Regions from separate parts of the Homo sapiens genome. Here region 2 is linked to region 1. Evidence: read pairs that join two places in POLR2A ChIA-PET (ENCODE). Cell type or tissue: MCF 10A. All regions are shown on one strand. Links, peaks and the distances in the headings refer to the core of each region. The heading gives the core; the rest is flanking DNA.

Region 1 (4,392 bases), core at 126-4,125:
GAACCAGGGGGAGTCAGAGCAGAAAAGCCAACTTTGGGTTTGTATTTTGGGGGCAAAAATATCTATAGTAAGAAATGAAGGGTGACCTAGAAGAAATCAGAACATGTTTTGAATTTGATTTTGAATTTTGGGCCAGGACTGCATAGTCCTCCCTTCATGTATTCATTTGACGAATATTTATTGAATACCGATTGTGTTGAGACTATAAGGATAAAGAATCCAAGTACAAACTCATTTCGTAATGTATACAAAAATATCTGTACTTAGCCTCTGGCTAAGAAAGAGGATGCAGTTTAGTTAGTTTTGTTCTCATCATAAATGAGGACCTCAAGGCCCTATCAACAGAACTGATGTCTCTGCAATTCAAAATTCACTATTTATTTATTTTTTTAGAGATGGAGTCTCGCTCTGTTGCCCAGGCTGGAGTGCAGCAGAGCGATCTCAGCTAGCTGCAAGCTCCGCCTCCTGGGTTGACGCCATTCTTCTGCCTCAGCCTCCTGAGTAGCTAGGACTACAGGAGCCCGCCACCACACCCGGCTAAAGTTTTGTATTTTTAGTAGAGACGGGGTTTCACCGTGTTAACCAGGATGGTCTCGATCTCCTGACCTCGTGATCTGCCCGCCTCAGCCTCCCAAAGTGCTGGGATTACAGGCGTGAGCCACCGCGCCCGGCAAAATTCAGTATTTAAAGAATTAATGTGGTATCCTGTTGGCTGACAACGTAAGATAGTCTTTTTTTTTTTCCATACAGCAAGTCTTTTCATTTTTATTACTCAAAAAAGCTTCATTTTTTATTTAGCTTTCTGACTCTGCTTGTGCCTTCAACACTTTCACAACAATTTTCTGCTCCTTGATAAGGAAAGCACGCTTGATCCTGTCACAAACACATTTAGCACACATGGAACCAACATAGGCCCTGCTGACATGTTTCTTTGTTTTGGACAACCTCATAAGAACTTTAGGTCTTACAGCACAAACCCTTCAAAGTCTGCCTGGGCACACGCCACACGCAGATTTTGATGCTTTCCCAACCTTCTTGGTATAAAGGTAAACAATTCTATTACCAGGGGTTCGCGTAGTTTTGTTAGAGGCTGTATTGTAGGAAAGCCTATGACAGTATGTCAAATGCTGGACCATTCTGAGTGCCTGTAGACAAGTTCCCCAGGAAGAGCAGTCTTAAGTTCTTTATAGAGTTAGTTTTAGTAGAGTTAGTACCCTATAAAGTACATGAATTCTCTTGATGGACAAGAGGCTCTTACTGTTGACAAGACAAGGGCGCATCTGTCCTTTACTTTCGGTTCCATACCTCTAATACAGCACACGGTATATCCGTTGTTTGTAAAGGTCTAATGGCATCCACTTCAAGAGTTCCTTGATGGAAGAGAACTTACCTTTGTGACCTACCTAGCCCCTTTCATCTAATAACTGTTTCCTAGATAATTCTGATTAACCTATTATCAGAATTTGTTTTCACCACTTTTGCAGTTTTTCCATTCTCTCATCTTTATGAATCTAGATATTAAACAGCAGGTGAGCGTAACAGGCTGATTTTAGCTGTTGTGTTGATGATGGTTAACAGTCTTGGGCAAGAGAACAAAATCCACTTTAACCACAAGTTCTGAGTTTTCTACCAATGGTGAATACGTTATTAACTAGTAACAGCTGTGAGCCTTATTCTTATTCCACAACATGTACAACGCAGTGGGAAACTGTACCATATGGCACAGTAAGGGGATTTGAAACCAGAAGGCTTAGGTGCCACTTGTAATGCTGTCACTTACTAGCTTTGAGTCCCTGGGACAGCTACTAACCTTTTAAAGCCTCATCTTCCTCATCTGTAGAATGGAGACGTAAATGCTCACCTCCTCCCAGGCAGCAGTAAGTTAAAAGAGAAAGCAAAGCAAAGAATCTTTTAAATTATAAAGCAATTTTTTTTTTTTTTGAGACTGAGTCTCACTCTGTCACCCAGGTTGAAGTGCAGCAGCGCGATCTCGGGTTGAGAGCCACATTTCCTTTTCTATATAAACACACAAACCCTGAAGTATGAATAATAGGGTCGGCCAGGAATCACAGCAGCTGAATGTAACTGTGAAGTAGAGGTGCTGTAGACGATACTTGCCACCTGTGTTGGATGCCTCTAACACCTACTGAAGGCTGAATCACAGGTTCAATCACCTAAAACAACAGGTTGGGGTTAAGAAGAATCAAATGCATTAGTAGCCTAAGGTACCATGGTGGCTTTGCTTAATGTGTCCCCAAAAAAAAAAAAAAAAAAAAACCTTAGTGGGTCTTAAAACATTTCTTAATTTGCTTTTCACCTCTTTGATGGAAAATAATTGCCCCCTATTTTCCTGACATAAATAAGCCACTGTAGATGGAATAAAGTTATCTGATTTTAGCTGTTGTTGTGACACATATCACCACAGTGATTTAAACACATGTACAAAACTAATCTGTGTTGTCTAAGCATGTGGCCTTGAGTTGCTAGAAGACCTACATGCCCACAGGGGCAAAAAGGAAGTGACTGAAACTAGATTCTAGATCTCCTTATTTGAAGAGCAACTCTGACATACCAATCTGTGTACTTCCCCCACCCCCATCAAATTAGGCAAAATCATTAATATCTCATTTGTTTCTTTTGAGAAGATACCTATTTCTTAAGCATCTATATACTTCTAAGGGACGACAGAATTTCACACTCATTTTATAGATGTGTTTCTCCAATAGCCAATTCCTAGGTCATAACATTACAGCTACATTTCCTTTGCTGAATTTTATTATCATCTTTCTGTGTAGACAGATCATGAAATAAAGGTGTTTGTTCCTATTCACTACAGAATATTTTCCTCTGCCCTAGTTAAGAAGTATCAATTTCAGTCATAAGGCAACACATTCTTATTGTGTGGGGGCTCTAGGGTTTGTGTACACTTTTTTTTTTTTTTTTTTTTTTTTTGAGACACAGCCTCACTCTGTCACCCAGGCTGGACTGCAGAGGTGCGATCTTGGCTCACAGCAACCTCCGCCTCCTGGGTTCAAGCAATTTTTCTGCCTCATGTTCCTGAGTACCTGGGATTACAGGCGTATGCCACCATGCCTGGCTAATTTTTATTTTTTAGTAGAGACAGGGTTTCGCCGTGTTGGCCAGGCTGGTCTCAAAACTCCTGACCTCAAGTGATCTGCCTGCCTTGGCCTCCCGAAGTGCTGGGATTATAGGCATGAGCCACCACCATACCTGGCATTGTGTACATTTTTCTAATGTTGCCTGGGTCTTAGGGTTTTTTTTTTTTTTTTTTTTGAGACGGAGTCTCGCTCTGTCGCCCAGGCTGGAGTGCAGTGGTGCAATCTCGGCTCACTGCAAGCTCTGCCTCCCGGGTTCATGCCATTCTCCTGTCTCAGCCTCCCAAGTAGCTGTGACTACAGGTGCCCGCTACCAGGCCTGGCTAATTTTTTTTGTATTTTTAGTAGAGACGGGGTTTCACCATGTTAGCCAGGATGGTCTCGATCCCCTGACCTCGTGATCCGCCCACTTCGGCCTCCCAAAGTGCTGGGATTACAGGCGTGAGCCACCGCGCCCGGCCGGGTTAAATATTTTTATTTCTGAAAATTAAAGTACTGGAAATATTGTGGAAATATAGCTGTGCTCTGAAGTTACAGAACCTATCAAAAAGGTCCCAAGCTAGAAAACCACATTTATGTCTACTAACCAGATATTTCTTCAGGTATATAATTAGGCATGACGATTATTTTATAGTTTTGTTATCAGATCTCTTTTTTCTTAAAAAACACCTTTTTCTTTACTCTGTTCTGAGTAAGTAGAATCAGCAAAATCAAAGTGAAACTTACAAAATAATGGTCAAGAACTAGCTTCTCATGGCTACTCCAGATCAGTGAGTTCACTGGCCATTCAGTTTCAAAGACATAGAGCACTAGTTCTGGTACAATATAACTATCAATTCACCAAAAGATAGTGAATTAGTATGAGCAAGATTAACATAAGATAAGCACATTTATAAATCATACTATGTAGACCGTCTGTGCTAAGCATAGAAAGTTACCGACTTTTTAACATTGCCCTAAGTTAGTATTTTTAAAAGGCTAATTATTTCAAGTTGCCTGTTATGAATATTCAAGTTATTAAATTTAAACATAGGTTAGGGGATAGAAAAACTGTATGAGTTATCTCAAGTTCAAATAATTTTACCAAAAACTACATTTTATTCAAGAAACAGAAAAGGAGTCATTTGGTGCCATGCTTTTATTCAAATGAAAGGGGAAAAACTACACTGTACCAGGAAATAGCAAGTATGACAGTATTTTACAGCACAGCATCTTAAAAAACAAAAAACCTGTAAGCAATGCTCTAGAGTGGACAGGTAAGCACACCATACACTGT
Region 2 (4,392 bases), core at 222-4,221, 210 kb before region 1:
CTGGTGCCTGCACCTTGGAATGTGATACTATGGGGAGTGGGGAGGAAGGGCACCGTTGTTCCCCAACTCATGTGTGCCTCGCATGGGTCTCACTTGTTTTGCCTCACTGGCTCTCCACGCAGCTCAGTGTGGGAGCTGGGACCAGTCTGGACAGGAAACGGATGGGATTCAAGGCCACAGGATTCAGGCTCCTTCCTGGGTACTCTCAGCAGGCAGGCTTCCCTGAGGGCCTTCCACTATGTCCCTGGATCCACACCTTCCCATGGGTAGCTCTGGGAGAGTGGGGTTAGGTCCTGCCCACATGCAGGCAGACAGAACTCCTGCCCTGCAGGCTCCCTTCCACCTACAACCAAAGGCTCCTTAGCTAAACCCGCTCAGACATCCTGCTCAATGTCTTCCTGGCCATTGCCGTGGACAACCTGGCCGAGGCGGAGAGCCTGACTTCTGCCCAGAAGGCCAAGGCTGAGGAGAAAAAACGCAGGAAGATGTCCAAGTGAGTGCTTCCTTAGCAGGAAGGGACCTGGAGTGCTCAGTCGTGGCCATGGCCTTCCAGCTCTGGACAGGGCCTCCCTGTAACCCAATGATCAGGGTCCCTGACATGGTGACACCCACCTCAGTGGGCAAACTTCTGTAACCTGCACATGGGGGTGGCTGAGATCCTTCCCTGGGGGCAAGAACAGAGACAAGTTGGCCTTCTGGACAGACAGGCCTCAGGATGTAGAATGCCAGAGCCTCAGAGCCTGGCCAGTTGGGCAGGGCTCCCCTGCGGAGGGATCCTGGGAATTCCCCTCCCAACCCTGTCACTGAGTCGCTATGCCTCTGGGCGGGGTTGGAGTTCTACATCGAACAGGCTCCCCGGTGGTGCCCATGCTGCTGGTTGGAGGATTATGCTTCAAGTACCTAGGTTCTAGACAGAGTTCTGCTTCTTCCAATGCCCATGCCTACAGGAATGGGACACCCATTCCTGTGGAGGCAAGATGGAAAAAGAGGGACCAGCAATGGAGTTCAGACATTTCTAAAGAGTTGGAGCCATCTTGGGCAAACCATGCTTCCACTCTATGAATCTCGTATAAACCCAGTACAAAGCCACACTCCACCCATTCACTATCAACCAACGTTAAACATGGCTGACCAGTGAGCCACCGGTAGCCATGGGCCCATGCTGTGTGTCGGGCCCTCTCACCACAGAGAAGGGACTTGCCTGAGCCCACTGCCCTTCCCATTTGGGGGCTGATGCCACTCCTCCTACAGATCCCCTGGAGCCCTTGGTGTGGGATCCTCCTGAAGGTGTTGTCAGGTTCAGCAGATCCCTGAGAACTTTCTGGTTTGGCTTCCACTTTGGGTTTTCTAACTCAGGGGTCTCCCAGACAAGTCAGAAGAGGAGAAGTCAACGATGGCCAAGAAGCTGGAGCAGAAACCCAAGGGTGAGGGCATCCCCACCACTGCCAAGGTGAGCACCTCAGGTGGGGATGTTAGAGGCAGTCTAGGGGCTCTTCCAATCCATGGTTCCCTTCATACCACAGGGTACAGGTGGGGTAGGGTGGGGAGGTAGGAGAGTTATCAGCCAGGTGAGGGCATCTCCCTGCGTACGACTGGAGGGAGAGCCAGCGAATCCATCTCCAGGGACTCCTGCACTGAGAGGCACAGCAGACCTCCCAATCTGGGAACCAGACTTCTCCAGCGTAGCAGCTTCCCACTCCAGACCAAGGAGGTATTTCCTCTCCCTGACACCCGCTGTTCCACTGAGAGGCCCAGACCGGCTTCCACCATTGCTAGCCCTGCCCTGCTCATTCCCATCTGACTCTGCTCACCATTCCTGAAAACTGAGGAAGTGGAGTTCAAAAAGTCAGGGAACTGGGCCCAGAGAGGCTCGAGGTCCTGGCCTGGGGAAGCTCAACTCCCTTCTGGAGAACCAAGCAGTGGGTATGTGAAGATAGAGTCAGACAGGCTAGGGCGGGCTCAGGCCTTGCCCCGTGGGAGCTTTTGCAAGTTGTCTGGCCTTGCTGGGCCTGGCCTCTCATTTGTAAAATGGGGATGATCATAATATTCCCTGTTCCTTAGGCTGTAGGGATGATTAAGTGAGCTGAACGCTAACAGGCTCTCCAGTATATGCTCATTGAGGGGAAACCGCAACTTCTTTTTCATTGTTATAGTCATTGTGTTCCTTCCTACAGCTGAAAATCGATGAGTTTGAATCTAATGTCAATGAGGTGAAGGATCCCTACCCCTCAGCCGACTTCCCAGGTGAGGATGCTGGAGACTGGACTGGAGCAGGGTGCTGGGGTGAAGTAGGGGTGTGCCGGTCCTGAATTCTCCCCATGGGCAGTCTCTTGTGTGTCCCTACCTGTACCCCTCCATGTGGAGATCAGAACACCGGAGACATCCCTTCTGTGCAAATAAGCCATCTGCCAGCTTGTCTCTCTCAACAATGCACACAACAGAAAAACCCATACATTTTACTTTCATGTAACTCAGCAAGTATTTATTGAGTGCCAGCTATGTGCCTCACTGCCAAGGACTCAGTTTTCAAGAAGCACAGGGACACGTGGGTATACAAGTCTTCCCTGCCAGTCATGCAGAATGGATCATAAATGAGGACACGCCCATATATGTCGTGATGAGGCAGATTACTCACTATCCAGTGTCTGGTAGGGCTGGGGGCCGGAAGGATACAGGGATGGATAGAACCATGGCAGGCAATGTGGGAAAGTCCAAGAGGAGGAAACAATGGTGGGGTAGGGGGAGCATGGATAAGAAACAACCGTGGATAAACCACAAACATCTCATAAATGCAAATAGCCAGTGACTGCTGCAGAAATCCCATTTATCTGGACCAAGAAGAGGACAAGCAGAACCAGGCTGAATTAATCTTACCAGGCCACCTGACAGAGCCCTGGGGCCCAAGAACTCTCTGGGTCCTGGGTCCTTCGGATCACCGGGTCAGTGGGGCAATTTTAGATCTACTTGTCCCATCAGCTGATCAGCTACTTGTATGTCTACTTATGGAATCAGCTGATTAGCATCTGTTTGCCCCAGTGACTCTAAGCTCCAGGGGGACTTTTGTGTTCCACACAGCACAGTGTTTGGCTCAGAGGAGGCACTCAATAAATTGAATGAATGAATGCATGAAAGAATTTTGCAAAGTGAAGTATGGGGAGAATGGAGCTGGTACAAATAAGAATAATGAAATTTCTTCAAATATCTACCAGCAATGAATATTTGTGTTTTAGAATAACTCATTTTGAGTTGTTTCATCTAACAGTTATCACCTCTTAGATGGCAGTGACTTGTGTGCAGGTGAGATGGTGGCTGACAGGAAATCTGAGGTCAGGGACAAGGAAGGGGCTGGAAAGAAGTAAGGAGAGGAGGGGTAGAGGGGGTGTGGGCTGGACAGCAGGAAGAGAGTCTTACCAAGGGGACTGAATGTGTTTATATCCTGCTTCTTTCTAAAAATAGTTTGAAATGGCTTACAGCAAAAGATATGTGCAATGAAATTAACAAACTGGGCATAGGTGGAGGAAGTAAGAAGGCGGGGGAAAGATGCAAATATGCTAACTCGAAGAATTAATGGTCTCTGCGATTAAGCGTGAAATGTGTCTCTGGGGTCTGTGGCAGGCTGGGCAAGACAGAAAGTGTCACGTTAGGACACTCATTCCAAGGAATAAGAGTTCTAGCTTCTCGGGGGAACAGAAAAATTGGAATGTGACTTGGTGGATTTGAGAACCCCTACAGGTGGCCATGATGGAGACAGTAGAATCCAGTAGCTCTTGGCTTCCCTCAAGGCCTCTGCCAGGGGCCAGGAGGGTTAGGGAGGAGGTAGCTGTCAGGGGAGGGAACCAAGAGAAACCCCAGCTTTGAATAGTGCCCCCACCGTCTGATCACGGGATTCTCCCACCCTGGGAGCTGAGGATTTCGGGTACTCAGCTTCCTCTTGAGGTCATGAGACTCAGTGAATGTGCTTGGAATGTCCGTCTCTTCATCCCCTATCCCCTGCCTGCATCCTGGGGACTGGGTGAAGCTCAAGAAATTCTGATTGCTTTTTTCCATGCTGGAAGAAGCTTCTCTGTGAAGTTACTATTTTTAAAATCCTAGCCCAGGAGAGGATCACAGGGTCCTTTTATTTCAACAACCCTCCTGCCCCTTGTCGGTTTCACAAATTGGAAACTGACGCTAAGGAAGGGCACAGACCTTCCCAGCACTGCACAGCAAGTTAGACGCAGACCTGGGACTAGGACCCAGGTCTCTTCTTCTGAAGCAGCGTTTCCCACTCCATCCCCCAGCCTATGGATATTTGAGGCTGTGTGGATCGAGCCTTGAGACACAACATGCAGCCACAAAGTTACTTGGGCTTGCTCCTTGCCCCACTTCTGGAAGGTTGTGGGCTTCCCTTAC

What was found. Peaks named below come from ENCODE experiments on the same cell type or tissue, not always from the same donor. Only the 100,000 strongest peaks of a DNase experiment are listed, where the experiment ranks them.
Region 2: POLR2A ChIA-PET joins it to region 1 with 5 read pairs; 2 of 35 experiments call an interaction of 5 or more read pairs at or near these places.

Annotation. Positions count from the first base shown.
Region 1 is chr1:200,860,552-200,864,943 of GRCh38, reverse strand. It overlaps CAMSAP2 (calmodulin regulated spectrin associated protein family member 2), which reads right to left. Exons shown (of 17, transcript NM_203459.4): 17 at 4,240-4,392. It also overlaps the pseudogene RPL34P6. Among named protein-coding and RNA genes, the nearest start is that of GPR25, 10 kb to the left of the region's middle. In MCF 10A, for the core only: no CTCF peak of the experiment used is centred there; no DNase peak of the experiment used is centred there.
Region 2 is chr1:201,070,607-201,074,998 of GRCh38, reverse strand. CACNA1S (calcium voltage-gated channel subunit alpha1 S) reads left to right here. Exons shown (of 44, transcript NM_000069.3): 14 at 379-493; 15 at 1,357-1,450; 16 at 2,175-2,244. Among named protein-coding and RNA genes, the nearest start is that of CACNA1S, 40 kb to the left of the region's middle. In MCF 10A, for the core only: no CTCF peak of the experiment used is centred there; a DNase peak (open chromatin) is centred at 2,588.